2 separate regions of the Homo sapiens genome follow, and region 1 is linked to region 2. Evidence: chromatin contacts called from ENCODE Hi-C data. All regions are on one chromosome and are shown on one strand. The core of a region is the stretch at or near the end of the contact, and the rest is flanking DNA. Distances in the headings are between cores, read along the strand shown. Region 1 overlaps LOC124903162. Region 2 overlaps LINC00598 (long intergenic non-protein coding RNA 598).

Region 1 (4,400 bases), core at 217-2,716, 210 kb after region 2:
GATACATCTTCCATGGCCATTGTTCAATGCTGGGAATCTGTGGTTCGGTGCCATGGTAGGGAAGGAAGAGTGACTGTGAGAGGCATTTCCTCACTGAAGATTATAAAGAGCGGGTGAGGCTGGAAGTGGCCGAGCGGAAATGGAGAATAGTGTCTCCCTCCAAATAGGGTGATTCAGAGGGAGTTGATTTGAGGGAAATATGTGACAATGGGAGCCTAACAACTAGAAATCTTGAAACAAAATGAAACAACACACCATTATCAGCACCTAACCAGCCAGGAGCTTCCGTAGAATCCAAGGGTTCCACCCCTTACTACGCGGTAATTAGCCAGACCCATGGATCTTCCGCAGTGTTTCAGCATCCTCACTCAGTGATACATTCTAGTCAACATTCCTCAGGCTGGAAAACTTTTCTCATGTCTCACTTGAATCTCACCTGCTGCAGCTGAAGTTCATTTCTCCTTGCTTTGTTCCGGGGGACATGGAAAAGAACCGGTCGCCGTTTTCTCCTTAAGAATCCTGCGGACATGTGATGAGTTAAAAACACATTTTCCCCTGCCCACCCCTACTTAGCTGTTCAGAACTCTCTGAATTGGTAAATTCTGGAGAAACTCTGTTAAATCTTTATGCTCAGGGGAACAAGATCCAGTTACCAAGCAAAATTAAAGTGCAGCAACAACACCCCTGTTCTGGTTTGTCAAGGAAAACCCTTTGCCTGGACTCTCGATTTCCAAACAGAATGCAGCACAGTTTAAAGAGTATTTTGTTTTCCTTTTCTGGAACCCATTGTGTGTCACGTCAGAGACAATGAGCTGCTCATACAGCTGCAGTTGTCCAAGTATTAAACTTCCCATGCAAGTCCAGGTTAGCTTGGAAGATAGTAAAACCGCTGGGTGAAGTGTGTGTGTCCCCGTGTGTGTGTCTGAGTGTGCGTAGATAGGGGTGCCCGGGGCGGAGGGCTGACTATGCCGTTTTCCAGCTTGAAGCATTCATGGCCTCTTTCTTTCAGGCTCAGGAGGCTGTCCCCACAGCAACACTCACACACTGTGGAACTGAATAATCATTGGCAAGATCTAGGGGACAGTAAGCCAGATTGGGCGGGGAGAGCATTCCATTATTATAACACAATGCCATAATAGGATACAAAATTCTTTTCATATTAATTCTTATACAACAGGAATCTTAAATCTCGACTTTTACAGTGGAAGGGGAGGTAAAATGCAGCCAGCTCTTTGTTGTATTTTTGTAACTAAAGTTATCTGATGCACCTTGGGGGGCCGTGTGGGCCTTAGCTGCCTGTACTCTGCTCCCTCAGTGTCTAGAAAGGCTTTCGTTTCTCCCAAGGAGAAGCATGGAGCTCATTCACACCGCCAGGCTCGGCACCTTCTCTCAGAGTCCTTCCCTGTGTGTGGGTGCTGCTCTTGGGAAACCGTCCCTCCCAGAAGGCTGTGCTCATTCTTCTTGCCCCACGACCAGAGTGCCTTTGAGTGTGGAGACAGACTGTAACCAGGTCTCCTCTGAGGACTTGGGCTTGCAGCGCCTGCAAAGCTGATGGGGACCACACTGGTCTCTGAGTGACATCCAGCCCCCACCCACCCACCCCTGAGGTGATGGCGAGATGCTCACTGCCAGGGCTGTGGAGGACGGGAAGCCCTCCTTCCCGGGCCACTCTTCCTGAGCCTGGCAGAACCCAGCATGTCCCTTGTCCATGTTGTTGACAGGCCAACTCACAGACTGGGCATGGACACTGGGACCCAAAAGCCTGAATGCTATTTCTAACTTGGCTGTGTCCCTGGGCTTTGGTTTCCTACCACAGAGCCTGGGTGGAGAAGTCACTGGGCAGGGGCTCAGCTAGGCGGCTGACTTGGGGTGGATACTGGGAGACGTGGGGATTTCGCTTCATAAAAGTGTAGAAAATGAGTTTAGCAGTCTTTGTGACCTCATCCATCTAACTCCAATCTCTGACTTTGGCCATGGTAGGGATTAAAATATATTCAAATAAACCCCTACAAACTCTGTAGCATTTCAATATGTCTTTGATAGGAATTTAAACTCTTATCCTGAATTCATTCTTGTACTTATTCTTGGAGCATACATTTATTTAGAATATTTCAAGAGAGCCCTTCCTAAAAATCTCTATAAACTTTAAGTGCAAATAAGCTGTGTTTGCCAAGCCTCCAGCCCCCAAGGAGATCAATTCCTTCTCAAGTACCCTACAAGTTTGGGGCTGCCCAGGCAATATTTCAAACCTGTTTAATAACACCTTGTGGGGAAATGATGACACATTTTCTTATTTTCCATTAGTTTTCTATTTGTTCTTTGAATGAAAGAGACTCCATATGTAAATGTGATTATTATTCTCTGAACTTCCTCTGTGCAAGTTGGGTACCAGAATCTCCTGGGTTGTTTGAACAGGATTCAGGCTGGAATTTCAACAGCCAATATCAATGAAGGAAAGCAATAAAATCCATGAAAAATTAACATTGCTAAAGAGTACCACAGGCCCCCCAGGGCTACAACTATGAGGGTCACCAGTAAGTGACCACGATTTAATGAAGTGGCGCTCCCTCTGATTAGGAAGAAGTGGGCCTGGCATCTTCTACAGCATAAATACCGTGTTTCTGAGCATGCCAAGCCAATGCTTTCAGCGTCTGAATTTTCTCCCAGCCTGAGCTGGCAGTGGACAGCAGAGGACATTCCACTGAAATCGGGCCATCGGGAGCTGAAGACAAAGGCAGCTGATTCAAGTGCACCAAATTGGAGTTTCTCTAATCAAATATATTAAACCCACCATCATTCTTGATTGTTTTAATGGGAAGAAAGGGCAGCTGTGGCCTTCATTTTCTAAGCATTTTATTTAGTGCCATGGGGGTTGGAAGAAGGGGAGGGGAGGGAAAAGTGGGTGGGAAAGGAAGAGAGGTAGAGATGGCTAAGAAAGCTACAGGAAGCTAATGTCTTTTGTCTTAAAAGTAAAATGATTTTGCATGCTGTTCAGATCCACACAGAGAGTTCCCAGAGCTGTTACTCACTAAGAAAAACTTGAGATAAGCAGTTGATAAAGCACTTTTTCATAGGAGTAGAAAAGCAGCCCCAGACCAGGGCTTGGAATACTCGGGCAAAGAAATCCTGGTGACTAGCATTAAATGGATCTGCTTCACTAGTTACATGGGAGCCTGCTCAGTGGAGCATTCCCCCCACCTAGCCCCACATATATTTATGCTTTCTATAAAAGGATTTAATTTTCAAGACACTTGCAGGAACTTATCTCCACTCCTTTTATAACCTTCCAGGCTAAGAGCAGAATTCACAAAAGGCTTTTCTCACCATTTGAACAATAGGATTTGAAACTCTAGTTAAGAAACTGATGTCCCAACTTTTTTTTTTTTTTTAAATAGTTTAACAGATGGTCCAAGGGTGATGTTTCCTGGCCAGAGTGCAGTACCACATACAGTGTCTCGGTATGCACCTCCAGCTTCAAAGCCGAGCTTGGGCACGTGATGTCACTTCCTCCAGCTGCTGAGTTGATAACAGGATGAACCTGAACAAGATAGGAACCAGACACTCCACTGTGTAATTAATTATTTCACTCCAATGTAAGGCAGGAGACTTAGGTAGACACTGTTTTAGTACTTGGAGCTTAAATGCACTTTGCAAAGGAACAAAGGTCTGGGAGCTGTGGTGTGGGGCTCACAGGCTCACACAAGCTAACGTGAGTCATCTGGAGAAAGGGCTTTGGAAGCTGGTGCCTGTTACAGCCTGAAGCCAGCCTGTTTCTGAGCTGGAACGTGAAAGGCAGCTGGCTGTGTCAAAGGGGCAGAGAATAAAGCCGCAGTGTAAAATGAAGACACAATTCAGCAAAGAGAAGATGCTATTAAAATGGTTTCTGCTCCTCCAGCTTCTTTTGGAGGGCCCCCTTTTGGAAACAAATGATTCTGTTCTTTAAAAAAAGGAGGTGGAGGTTCCTTTCAGAAAAATGTTATTGGACTCTTTTTAAATGTCCCTATTTGAAGGGAATTAAAGGGAACGGCATAAGGCAGCGTCTATATACTCAGGGGCCATTGTAGCAAGTGACACAATGCCAGCTAAATGAAGCCCTCTGTCCTTTGGAGGAAATCTAATAACACAATCAATCAGCTCCAGTCTCCAGGCATCCATGGTGGGCTGCCAGCCCCTCCAGGGAGGGTCCTTCCTTTGCCACGAGACAGCTGGGCGAGGAAAGCTTTGGGAGAGGAAGAAATTGCCAGTGCATTCCTCCCCACACTCCCTCCCCACTCCCTCTCTCACACACAATGCCCTTTTGTCCCTATGACCCCCATCCCTTAGCATGGCTTGAGCTGGCCTGGAGGCGATTGCCAGGGAGCAGCTCAGCTCCCAGCATCTTCTTCTTGCAGCAGCTCTGT
Region 2 (4,589 bases), core at 1,008-3,507:
ACAAAACTGACTTGGGCCAGGGTGATATTGGTGGAGGTAGGGGAGTGGTGATTCTGCTTGTTACTTGAAGGTAGTGCCCAAATGTGATTGTAGTTAATACCGTGACTTTCTTGTAACATGGTGGTGGCCATGTGTTTTCTCTCACAGCCTCCCCCTGTGGCCTCTTCACTCCCATCCAGGTCGATGCCAACCCAGCTGCCTCTCATCACTTCCACTTGTATTCACAGAGGCATGGGGAACTTCTGGGCCCTGACCTGCAGTCCACCAGCCATGGAGACCCAGGCCATGTCCTCCAATGATCCATCTCGTCGCATCCCATGCCTCCTGGGCACCACTGTTCCTGCTTCATGTTGCAAATGGCAGACTGCCCTGGAAGGTCCCAGCAGCATGCGCTCAGCCGATGGTTTGGGCTCCCCATACCTAACCCAGTGCCTGTAAAGCCCCTGAGACCCCCTTTGAGAGATGTGGGACTTAGGGGGTGGGGATCACATTCCTTGTCCCCAAATTTCTCCCTCTCTCTTTGTCTTCCTTCTTCTCTCCATTCATCAGGAGAATGGGTGAGATGTCTCTCAGGTAGAACTCCGGGAGCAGGTTTGCCAGACTTGCCTTCTGAAATGTTAAAGAAAGGTAGAAAGAGGGATTGAGGAAACCCCTTTCTCTCCTAACAAAGCCTTTCTGCAGGTTTGATAATCCTATTGTAGATGCTCACGTTGAACCTGTACCTTTCTCTTGGTGTTTACTTTCACATCCTAGTACTCCGCCCCCAACACCCCTCCACTCACTAGGAAGAAGGACATTTACAGAGAAGTGCAAAAAACAAAAGCACATAACATACAACATAATTGAACATCATCACTTTCACCAGTTAGGGTAATGTTCACCGTACACGGAGTTGCCTCTGTTGGAGGTGGCTCCAGGGCGGGAAGGGCTCCATTCCTCTGCACGGCGCCAGGCCTATCCCTTTCCCTGATTGTTTGGCTGAGGAAAGTTTGGAAAATCTCCAGAAAACAATTGTTAAAACTAATCTGAAACAGGCTGTAAGTGGCATGGGAGAAGTGCGAGGTGTGGACACGGGCAACCCTGCCATGAGATGGAGGTCTCTGAATGTCGAAAGCGAGTGATCTGCAGATGTACAGTGCCCACGGGGCAGTCAGCCTTTAAGGGCAGTGTGGGAACATGCAAAGAACAGGACCCCAGGCTCCCGTTGCAACCAGGTCAGTCCCTGTTTTCAGCACCACTGGGGCGGCCTCATGGGGAAAGAGGGTACAACGGGGCTGGAAGTGAGTTTAATGGGGCTGCGATTCGGAAGCTGAGGGTTTTAGTCCAGCAACTGCTTAGTTGTTCCCGTACAACTTCATGTTGTTAAACTACAAGGTTCAGTCCTTGATCAGTTAAATAGGAACAATGCTGTAAAACCTCTGTCCAATCTACTTCACAAGCCTCCTGGCAATGCACATAAAAGGGCTGCATACATTCCTAAGCTGGGACCAGGAAGGGTGGGAGGCAGACGTTATCCTGAAGACAGACAGAGAGCTAGTCGTCTACATTTTACCATGTCACCTGCCTGGGAACCCTCCGCACTTGCCTGGGCCTAGGGTCCAATGGGCTTCCTGTCTCTGACCAGAGGTCGGGAAACAGCTCTGTGCGGGAGTTGGCCGATCTGCTGAGTGGGGTCGTCCTGGGGTTGATATTTGTTCTTAGCAACAGGCATTTCAAATGCACAATGCATGATTGTAGCCCTTGGAATGCAGCATTTTTGAGCAGCGAAGTACAGGTTGCCAACTGTAAAATATCACCATGTTCACACTGGTTCTAAAGACAAGCGGAGAGAAGGGAATAATTCTATATTAAGACAAACCTTGCAATCTACCCTCCAGAGCCTTCTGGAAGAAATTAGGATCATTTTAAAAAGGGCTGCATTAACACAGTGGGGCATTCATTCCTTTTATTTTATTCCTTACATATTCACAATTGGAAAATTTTTATCATTCTGGAGTTATTAAGTAGTATGGGGGAAGGATTACTTATTTTTGCATGTATTTTTGAAGGAGGCTTTCCTTATTTCTTTTCATGTTAAAAAATTTACCCTTTCTGAAGCCTTTTTTTTTTTTTTTTTTTTTGGCGTATGTGTGTTTCGCAAAACTTGGCACGAGCATGAGAGGCTGACCTTTAACTTGAGGAGGAGGAGGAAGTGCAGTGAGGGGCAGCTGCGGAGGGCGTGGAGGAGGCAGGATGACTCAGTGTCTCTGTAACGCCCTCCTCTCCCCTCTCGGCCCTGGGCCAAGTGTGTCCAACCAGTGCTGCATCAGAGAAAGAAATCCTGCAGAAGTGACCGCTGTGGTAATGACAGCATAAATAGTTCCTCTTTTGAAGTTTTAATGCTCCTGAAGCTGTGGGAGAAACAGTCAGCTTTCAGATTCCTCCCTCGACTACTGGCAAACCGTGAAGAACTGTGTTTTCTCTCCAAGACACACCAGAGTGGTTATAAGGGCAAAGAATGATTGGACTTTAGAAGCCGAAAAAGGACTAGAGGCAGACAAATGGACAGCATTTCAGGGTGGCCCTGGGTTCACAGTGACCTTGAACCTTCACCTAAGTTTTTGGCAGCTGAGTCTCCATAAGAGGGGACAACTGCATTTACTATCGGAGAACTGCAGTTTCTCTCTCTGGCTGAGTAGAGTTGGTCTCTGTCTATGGGGCATCCTGTGGTCATCTCTCTCTGCAATGCAGGAAGCTCTGTCTGCCTGCCCCCTTTCCTACCTAACTGAAATTGAGGGGTAATTGCCTCCTGCACCCATATTTTCGAAATCTCAACTCACATACACACCATCTTTTGCTCTTGACTTCATAACAGCAATAGTAGAATGTCATTATCTTTGTCAGCAATGGCAAAATCAGCAAAATGAGCACTTACTGTGTATAAGCCTGGTCAAAGATAACAGACGCAGAGAGAGAGAGAGAGAGAGAGAGAGAGAGATTCCTTCAAGGGTCTTACAAGGTATTTGAGGATGAGACCATTATTCTTTCCCCAGCACGACACTAAAACTCTTCTCAACAAAGTTGTAAGTGACCTGCTAATTGCCAATCCCAGCAAACACTTCCCAATACCTTCCTGAAATGGTTGACGTGACCTCATTATTTGAACACCCTTCCCTGAATGGCCAAGACAGCACCCTGCCTTGGCTCTCCTGCTACCTTCTCACACCACACCCTGAGGTCAATTCTTCCTCCATCTGTCCCATAAATGTAGCTGCTGTTTCTCAGGGTTCCACCTTTGGTCTTCTTGTCAGTCCTCAATTTTCTTTTTTCTTAGTTACTTTGCCTAATCCTGGAGGATGTGAATTTACATTTTAACACATTTCCTAGAGGTACTGATATAAATCCCAAGCAGTTTTGAGACTCTCTGGACTTCTTCATCCTTCTAGTTCTTAGCATCTGCATCTATAAAATGGGGATGATAATGGTACTTGTTTCATTGGACTGTTGTTAGGATTCTATGTAAAGCACTTAGAAGAGTGCCTGGCACATAGGCAGTTTTACATAAATATCTGTTGTTAAGTTTGGGCAAAGGCCTAATAGAAAATAAGTTTTTGAAGGAAAGTTGGGGCCTTTTGCAGAGACAGATGGTTCTTTCCCCAAATCTAGTCTCTCCTTCTTCCAGAATCCCCCTGTGGCACCCAGTATCCCTGGCCTCTCCATGCTACAACAGTGGCTATGTTTTTCTTCAGTTCAATATAGCTAGAATTGTGCAGGAAAATTCCTCAAAGTATTTCTCTATTTCATGGTTACCTGCCTCTCTTGGAAAGGTGGGAGAGTGTGAGAAAGGAGGGAGAAGAAAAACTCATATTTACAGAATACCCACTGTGTATTTAGTAGCAAATATTTATTGAGCACCTCTAGTTGTCAGGCCTTTTACACTTCATGTCATTCTTCCAAGAACCTTATGGGGAGGGTATCCTCCTGCTCATATTGTCAGCAAGCACTCTGGTAGGTGCTTATTTATTCCCGCATATGCATTGGAAAGCAGGTTATTTTTTAAGGCTTTACGATGGGTGGTTCTTTCTCAGCATTGTGTGCATTTGATTCACAGTTGGCCGACAGATAATGAAATTCTCCAATGCTCTGATGTAAGTCCTGGAATTATGACTGCGTGTGGGGTTGGACATTGTCTCGAGTTCAGCACCAAATGATGTTTACCTGCTTGTGGATGCAGTAAAGTCTGCCTCCAGTCACAGGCCCCAGTTCTTTCTATACCTGGATCTTGATGTAGAAATATAGAACTTGGAATACTGGCTCAAACTGACATCCATTCTTCATTCATTCATTCATTCATTCATTCAACAAAAACGTAATACGCTCTTGTTTGGCTAAACATTGGAATTGCAGAATCGAAAATCCTTTGCCCCTGCCCTGAAGGAGCTCACATGTTGCATAGCATTCCCAGGATCAGAAGATAGGTCCTGGCTGGTCATGGTGGCTCATGCCTGTAATCCCAGCACTTTGGGAGGCCAAGACCGGTGAATCTTCTGAGGCCAGGGGTTTGAGAGCAGCCTAGGCAACATGGTGAAACAAAAATACAAAAGTTACAA

What was found. Hi-C counts contacts between places; a loop is a spot of excess contacts on that map. Pooled maps may share reads with other maps.
Region 1: a loop to region 2 is called in a map of endothelial cell of umbilical vein, with 8 times the contacts of the local background. The contact joins two enhancer-like sites. A Hi-C loop is called at or near these places in 4 of 168 maps with a recorded cell type or tissue (Calu3, endothelial cell of umbilical vein and heart right ventricle) and 8 of 50 pooled maps.

What each region holds. Positions count from the first base shown.
Region 1 is chr13:40,190,068-40,194,467 of GRCh38, reverse strand. All of the region lies in intron 1 of LOC124903162, which reads left to right. Among named protein-coding and RNA genes, the nearest start is that of LINC00332, 10 kb to the right of the region's middle. Within about 2 kb of position 1,466, at least 11 of the 41 ENCODE cell types and tissues checked have a DNase peak (open chromatin) inside an H3K27ac peak, as active enhancers do; they include endothelial cell of umbilical vein and heart right ventricle, where a contact is called at or near this core.
Region 2 is chr13:40,400,224-40,404,812 of GRCh38, reverse strand. All of the region lies in intron 6 of LINC00598 (long intergenic non-protein coding RNA 598), which reads left to right. Among named protein-coding and RNA genes, the nearest start is that of LINC00598, 78 kb to the left of the region's middle. Within about 2 kb of position 2,257, at least 25 of the 41 ENCODE cell types and tissues checked have a DNase peak (open chromatin) inside an H3K27ac peak, as active enhancers do; they include endothelial cell of umbilical vein and heart right ventricle, where a contact is called at or near this core.